2 separate regions of the Homo sapiens genome follow, and region 2 is linked to region 1. The links are chromatin contacts, found by Hi-C or POLR2A ChIA-PET in ENCODE. All regions are on one chromosome and are shown on one strand. The core of a region is the stretch at or near the end of the contact, and the rest is flanking DNA. Distances in the headings are between cores, read along the strand shown.

Region 1 (3,883 bases), core at 965-3,464:
TTGCTGTGACCTGCTGAACCACACCATCTGAAGGGCCAGCCTGGTGTTGAAGCCTCCCTACCAGCTTGAGCTTGCTGTGAACGTTGAACTCCCACCAGTACAGATGGTAGATGTAGAAGGAGAAGTCGTCATCCCCACTGCTGCTGGTGTAGGAGAGGACGTAGCGGCCGCATTTGGAAAAGCCCAGGAAGATATGTCTGTGGGGGTGGAGGGGGCACAGCGGCCAGGTCAGGGCGAGCCCACCACTCCCGCCCACCTGCCCCCTTTGCCTGGGCCCAGCCTCACCCTGCATAGAGGAAGTCCTCATCCACAATGTTCTTGAGGGACACGCACACCCGGGGAGGCAGCTTCCGGAAGAGGCGAGGGGAGAGCTGTCCGCTGATCTGGGGAAGGGGTGGCCAGGGCACTTCAGGCACCATCTGCAGCCCCCAGCCCCCTCACCCACGGCAGAGAGGCAGAGCGGCTCTCACCGGGTCCAGACCGGCCCAGCCCACCATAATGGTCAAAAGAAGGCCAAGCTCTGGAAGGTGGGAACAACTGAGGCAGATGGGGACAGTAAAGCCAGATGGACCGCGCTTGAGCCTTCATCTCCACCAGGGACCCAGGCCACCTTCCCAGTTCCATACCTCTTCAGCCTCAGGTCCCTCTTGACTGAGCCCAGCGTCACCGCCCCCAAGAAAGTTCCCCAATCACCCTGTCCCACGCTGGGCCACCTGCTTCCCTCCCTGAAGGCTGTCCCTAAGCTGTGGGTATTTATCCTACTAAGGAGGCTGGGACAGAGTCCTGACCTGCACCCATCTGTTCCCAACCCACCAGCCTTCAAACAAGGGGGCTCCTCCTCCCCGGGGCAGCTCTGGCCTCTGCTGGGGGCCAGTCGAGGCAGATAGAAGGGTGAGCCTAACCAATGACCCAACGCCCCCTTCCCAATTAACTACCGCCTTCCAACGGAATCCAAGGGAATCCCTCATCCCCAAAACTTCACCGCGGAAGGATCTGCGGGGACTGACAGGCAGAAGCCAGGCACAGGGATATCCGAACAGCCTCAGTCTTGCTACCCAACTCTGCCTTCAAGACATTCCAATCTGATGGGAAGAGTCCTGTCTGGGAAGCTCCCTGTCTGATGGGAGACAGCCCTGTCCACATGGAGGTCTCAGTCTGACGGAGGAAACAGCCTGGCCAGCCAGGCCCAGGCCGACAGGGGAGACACAGTCCCTGCCCAAGGAGCTTCCAAGCTAAGGGCGGAACCACAGCCAAGCCCAGGGAGCTCCCAGGCTAAGGGCGGAGACTGTCCCAGCCCAGGGAGCTCCCAGTCAAAAGGGGGAGACACAGCACTGCCCTTACAAAGCTACCAGCCTCACGGAGAAGGCGCAGTCCCTGTCCACAGAGACACAGCCTTGCCCCAGTTACTGCCCACCTGCAAGAGATCCACATTTCTGCCCTCCAGAGCTCCCAAACTGATGGGGGAGAGAGACATCATCCCCCAGCTCTGGGAGTTTCCAGTCTGATGGAGGAGACAGAGCCTGCTTCGGTAACTCTCACTCTGCGGGGGAAGACTCAGCCCTATCCAGGGAGCTCCCACACTTTCAATGGGGAGGCCCACCCAGGTACTGGAACTCCCAGCTCATGTGTGGTCGGGGCTTGGGCAGGGAGAGGAACATCAGGCGGAGGAAGCCCAAAGCCAGCGGCAGGGGCTCTGCAAAGGGGGCGGGAAGGTTCCATTATGGAGCAACCATGGGAGCAGAGCTTTGAAAAGCCTGGATCGCCCCCTTCCTCCTGATTCTCCCTGCGGCCTCTGGGGTCGCCTCCCTCCGAGCCCCCTCCCTGGGGCCCCGCCCCCAACCCCCTCCATCCCAGCCCCTTTGCCGGTCACCCGACACAACCACCTGCATCCAGGCCCCCAACTGAGCCCCCTCCATCCAAGCCATCTCCCCCGGGCCCCGCCCAGGCCCTGCATCCGAGCCCCCTCCCCTGGGGCCCCGCCCCCAACCCCTCACCCCGCGAACGCCCTCCTCCCTCCGCCTCCCTCGTCCCTACTCCCCACCCTCCGGCGCGCTCCCCACTCCGGCTCCAGGCCTCACCTTGACCCGCTCCAGCTGCTTGAGGACGTGCTCCCGCCGCCGCCCTGCTGCCCGCTTCCCTCCGGCTCCCCCGGGGCCGCCGCCGCCGCTCCCAGCCCCGCTGTTCCGCTCCGATTTCGAGCTGGGCGCCATTTTCACCCCCTCCCTCCACTTCCGGAGCAACCGGCCCCTTCGCCCCACCCCTGCCGCCTCCTCATTGGTCCTTTTTCGGGACAGCGGCCCGCCGGTTGGGCGAAAGCCCGCACTCGCGCTATGCCTGTCCATCAAAGCCATCTCGACTCTTGATTGGTAGCGACAGTAACAGCCCCCGCGGCCCGTTGCCGTATTCCCGCCCCGCCTTAAGGACGTACCACTCGGAGGTCCCGTTTGTTCGCCCTGCCCAGATAACTTTGATCTGATAGGTGAATATCTCTGTCTGTCTCAACGGCGTCACGCCCCCTGTGGCTGGCGGGTTTCCATGGAGACCACAGGCGGTCCAGGCCCTTGGGCGGGGCGACGGGAGCCTGTGGTCCACCAAGGCTCGAGAATCCTCAGCCCCGGGCTGCCCGCGCCCGGTCCAGGTGGGCAAAGGCCTGACGAGCATACTTGGGCGGCAGAGCCAGGCCGAGGAAAGAGATTTACAAAAAAGGAAAAAACGATGGGATTCGATGAAAGCTTGTTTCCGATGGGCGGGTTGGTGGGATGATGGTGGTGATAATGATAGCATCAATCATGGATCGCTCCACATGTGACAGACACGGTTCTGAGCTTAAACAGTTCGATGTGGCAGGGCCCTGTTGTGCCAATTATGCAGATCATAGCAATAAAAATAATTGTTGAAGGTCCGCTCCGTGCATCATATTCGTATACATTACCTCATTTATTTTATTTTTTTAGACAGAGTCTCACTTTGTCACCCAGGCTGGAGTGCAGTGGCGTGATCACGGTTCACTGCAGCCTCGACCCCGGGCTCAGATGATCCTCTCACCTCAGCCTCTCATGTAGCTAGGACTACAGGCGTGCGCCACCACGCCTGCCTAATTTTTTGTATTTTTAGTAGAGACGAGGTTTCACTATGTTGGCCAGGCTGGTTGCGAACTCCTGACCTCAGGTGATCCGCCCGCCTAGGCCTCCCAAAGTGCTGGAATTACGGGCATAAGCCACCGCGCCCGGCCTAATTTTTTGTATTTTTTGTAGGGACGGAGTTTCACCAAGTTGTCCAGGCTGGTCTCCAACACCTGGGCTCAAGTGATCCTCCCACCTCTGCTTCCCAAAGTGTTGGGAGGACAGGTGTGAGCCCCCACCCCTGGCCAGCCCATTTAATCCTCTGAACAATCTAGAAGATAGTTTTTTTTTATTGTCTTCATTAAAAAAATTTTTTTTGTAGAGATGGGGTCTCACTATGTTGCCCAGGCTGCTCGAAAACTCCTGACCTCAAGGGATCATCCCGTCTTGGCCTCCCAAAGTGCTGGGATTACAGGCATAAACCACTGTGCCCAGCTGATTTCAAGGGTTTTAGGAGTTATGTACTAGAAAACCTAAGACCAAAATATGGTTTTTTAAAAATATATCACAACACAATATCACAACATATCTTTTTTTTTTTTTTTTTTTTTGAGATGGAGTTTTGCTCTTGTTGCCCAGGCTGGAGTGCAATGGCACAATCTCAACTCACTGCACCCTTCACCTCCCGGGTTCAAGCAAACGATTCTCCTGCCTCAGCCTCCCAAGTAGCTGGGATTACAGGCATGTGCCACCATGCCCGGCTAATCTTTGTATTTTTAGTAGAGACAGGGTTTCACTATGTTGGCTAGGCTGGTCTCAAA
Region 2 (3,883 bases), core at 368-2,867, 420 kb before region 1:
TGGTTGCTCAACGTAGTGAATGTACTAAATGGCGCTGAACCATGCACTTTAAAAGGGTCTATTTTATGTCATGTCAATCTCACCTCCATAAAAAAAAAAAACAAAAACAAAAAAAAAAAACAGGCCGGGTGCAGTGGCTCATGCCTGTATTCCCAGCACTTTGGGAGACCGAGGCAGGAAGATTGCTTGAGTCCAGCAGTTCAAGAGCAGCCTGGGCTACATATCGAGACCTCATCTCTACAAAAACTCCACAAATTAGCTGGGCATGGTAGTGTGCACCTGTAGTCTCAGCAACTTGGGAGGCAGAGGTGGGAGGATCACTTGAGCCTAGGAGGCAGAGGTGGCAGTGAGCCGAAATCGCACCACTGCACTGCAGCCAGGGTGACAGAGTGAGACTCTGTCTCAAAAAAATAAAATAAAATAAATACATAAATAAAATAGACCAGGCATGGTGGCTTATGCTTGTAATCCTAGCACTTTGGAAGGCTGAGGTAGGTGGATTACTTGAGGTCAGGCGTTTGAGACCAGTCTGGCCAACATGGTGAAATCCTGCCTCTACTAAAAGTGCAAAAATTAGCCGGGCATGGTGGCGCATGCCTGTAATCCCAGCTACTCAGGAGGCTGAGGCAGGAGAATTGCTTGAACCTGGGAGGCAGAGAGGTTGCAGTGAGCCGAGATGACGCCACTGCTCTCCAGCTTGGGCGACAGAGCGAAACTCTGTCTCAAAAAAAAAAAAAAAAAAAAAAAGAAGTCTGAGTTTTTCACAGCTATATCTCTGACACCTCTAAACACTTCAGTCGTCGCTTTCGGTTTTTAATTTCCTTCCCCATTTTTTTTCTTTACTTTTTTATAATGAGACAGGGGTCTCATTATGTTGCCCAGGCTGGTCTTGGACTCCTGAGCTCTAGCGATCCTCCCGCCTCTGCCTCCCAAACTGTTGGGATTACAGGCGTGAGCCACTGCGCCTGGCCTATTTCTTTCCCTTTTTGTCTCCTTTCAATTTTTTTTTTTAAACAAAAAGAGCAGTCTCTTTGATCCAGAGCTTCACTGGAGGGTGAGGCTGTGGATCCCAGGGTCCTGCGAGTGAGCGACTCATTATATTCTACGCCTGGGCACCTCCCTCTCCCTACCCTAGTCCCGGCTCTTGAGGCTTCAACCAGGCGACAGCAGGAAGCAAGTTTAATTTCACCCCCACCCCTACAAATATAGGTCCTTTTGCTGTTGCTTTCTACTTATGGAAATGGCCCTGGTTTCCTTTTGTTTCCTTTTGTGGTGGTGGCATAAAAGTTCCTTCCCAAATAAATTCATTTAAGTTTTTTTTTTTTTTTTAAAGGAAAAGCAAGTTGATTGAAGGAAAAATCTGTGGTCCGGGGAGATGTTCCAAATCCTGGAGGTGGAGAGGAATGAATGACGTTTGTGGCTTGCAGATCAACTCCCCGCAGCGGGCGTGACGTTGTCACAGCCAAAATTGTCCTCCACGCGCTGCTACGGTGAGTCAGGGGGAGAGGGGCCCCTCTGGGCAGACGGCAAAAGCCATTTTTGAGTGTACAAGGAGGCATTTTTCTGACAGCATTTCCTGTCGGTACCCTCCTATCTAGGGGCAAAAGTGTCACTGGGGCTTTCTGGGGCCTTTGGTGTGGGTCTTAGTGACAAAGTTCAGTGGCAATCTGGCATTCCCCTAGTGGAATTGTCACTCCCACGACAGCCTCTCATGCCCAGCTTCTGTCCGGCCCGAGGAGCCAGCTCTGGGCTGCCTGCTATCCACGAGGTCAGGCGGCCCTGACATTGGCAAGGAGATTGACACCCACACTCTGTGCTTCCTTTGAAACAGAGTTGTTAAAATTCCAGGCCAGACAAATGTCCAATAGGCCTATGAAAAGATACTCAAAGTCACCAATCATTAGGGAAATGCAAATCAAAACCACAGGCCAGGTGCGGTGGCTCACGCCTGTAATTCCAGCACTTTGGGAGGCCGAGGTGGGAGGATCACTTGAGGCCAGGAGTTTGAGACCAGCCTGGGCAACATAGCAAGACTCCATCTCTATAAATAAATGAATAAACAAATAAAAACCACAGTGAGATACTACCTAACACCCATTAGGATGGCTACTATCAAAAAAACAGAAAATAGGTTAGAAGTGGTAGCTCACAACTGTTATCCCAATGCTTTGGGAGGCCAAGGAGAGAGGATCAGTTGGGCCAGGAGTTCAAGACCAGCCTGGGCAACAAAGGAAGACTTCATTTCTAAAAATATTTAAAAATTAGCTGAGCATGGTGGCATGCACCTGTAGTCCCAACTACTTGGGAGGCCGAGGCAAGAGGATCGCTTGATCCCAGGAGGTCAAGGCTGCAGTGAGCTATGATTGCACCATTGCACTCCAGCCTGGGCAACAGAGTGAGACCCTGTCCAAAAAAAAAAAAAAAAAAAAGCAAAACAAAACAAAACCCCATAAATTGAAACCATTGTGGGCTGCTGGTGACAATGTAAAATGGTGCAGCCACTGTGGAAAACAGTATGGAGAGTCCTAAAAAAATTAAACATAGAGGCCAGGCATGGTGGCTCATGCCTGTAATCCCAGCACTTTGAGAGGCCGAGGTGGGTGGACCATTTGAGGTCAGGAGTTTGAGACCAGCCTGGACAACAATACAAAGATTAGCCGGGTGTGGTGGCAGCTGCCTCTAATCCCAGCTACTCGAGAGGCTGAGGCAGGAGAATCGCTTGAACCCGGGAGGTGGAGGTTGCAGTGAGCGGAGATCGCGCCACTGCACTCCAGCCTGGGTGACAGAGCAAGACTCCATCTCAAAAAAAAAAAAAAAATTAAACATAGAATTGTCATATGATCCATCAATTCTACTTCTGCATAGACACCCGAATTGAAAGCAAAGTTCAAAGAGACATCTGTACACCTATGTTCACGGCAGCATTAGCTAAAATAGCCAAAAGTTGAAAGCAACCAGTCTCCATGGATAGATGAATGGATAAACAAAATGTGGTCTATCTATACAGTGGAATATTACTCAGCCTTAAAGAGGAAGGAAATTCTCGTACATATAACATGAATGCACCCTGAGGGCATTATGCTAAGTGAAATAAACCTGCCACAAAAGAACAAATACCGTATGATCACATTTACAGGAAGTAACTAAACTTGTCAAATTCATAGAAACAGAAAGTAGAATTGTGGTTTCCAGGAACTGGAGGGAGGAGGAACGGGGAGTTGTTTTGTGGATACAGTTTTAGTTTTGCAAGATGAAAAAGTTCTGGAGATGAATGATGGTGTCAGTGGCAACTATGAGAATTTATTTTTTCTGGTTTTTGTTTTGTTTTGTTTTGAGACGGGGTCTTACTCTGTTGCCCAGGCCGCAGTGCAGTGGCACAATCTGGGCTCACTGCAACCTCTGCCTCCTGGGTTCAAGTGATTCTCGTGCCTCAGCCTCCCAAGTAGCTGGGATTACAGGTGTGCACAACCATTCCTGGCTAATTTTTGTATTTTTAGTACAGCCAGGGTGTCACCATGTTGGCCAGGCTGGTCTCAAACTCCTGATCTCAGATGATCTGCCCACCTCAGCCTCCCAAAGTGCTGGGATTACACGTGTGAGCCACTGTGCCCAACTGAGAATTTTCTTTTCTTTTTGAGACTGAGTCTCACTCTGTTGCCCAGGCCGGAGTACAGTGGCTCAATCTTGGCTCTCTGCAACCTCTGTCTCCTGGGTTCAAGTGATTCTCTTGTCTCAGCCTCCCAGTAGCTGGGACTACAGGTTCACACCACCGTGCCTGGCCAATTTTTGTATTTTTAGGACAGACGGGGTTTCACCATATTGGTCAGGCTGGTCTTGAACTTCTGACTTCAAGTGATCTGTCCATCTCAGCCTCCCAAAGTGC

What was found. A loop is a pair of places that touch in the nucleus more often than their neighbours do. ChIA-PET counts read pairs that join two places held with the same protein, here RNA polymerase II (POLR2A). Pooled maps may share reads with other maps.
Region 2: a loop to region 1 is called in a pooled map, with 4 times the contacts of the local background. The contact joins the enhancer-like site here to the promoter of DCAF15 in region 1. A Hi-C loop is called at or near these places in 3 of 50 pooled maps. POLR2A ChIA-PET finds 5 or more read pairs at or near these places in 3 of 52 experiments (A673, GM10248 and naive thymus-derived CD8-positive, alpha-beta T cell).

Annotation. Positions count from the first base shown.
Region 1 is chr19:13,950,840-13,954,722 of GRCh38, reverse strand. It overlaps DCAF15 (DDB1 and CUL4 associated factor 15), which reads right to left and starts at 2,214. Exons shown (of 13, transcript NM_138353.4): 1 at 2,079-2,214; 2 at 286-383; 3 at 62-197. The coding sequence starts at 2,210. It also overlaps a transcript of PODNL1 not described here. RefSeq lists a silencer at 1,992-2,131 and an enhancer at 2,792-2,841.
Region 2 is chr19:14,367,550-14,371,432 of GRCh38, reverse strand. No RefSeq gene overlaps it. Among named protein-coding and RNA genes, the nearest start is that of LINC01841, 5.5 kb to the right of the region's middle. RefSeq lists an enhancer at 571-640. Within about 2 kb of position 1,617, at least 19 of the 41 ENCODE cell types and tissues checked have a DNase peak (open chromatin) inside an H3K27ac peak, as active enhancers do.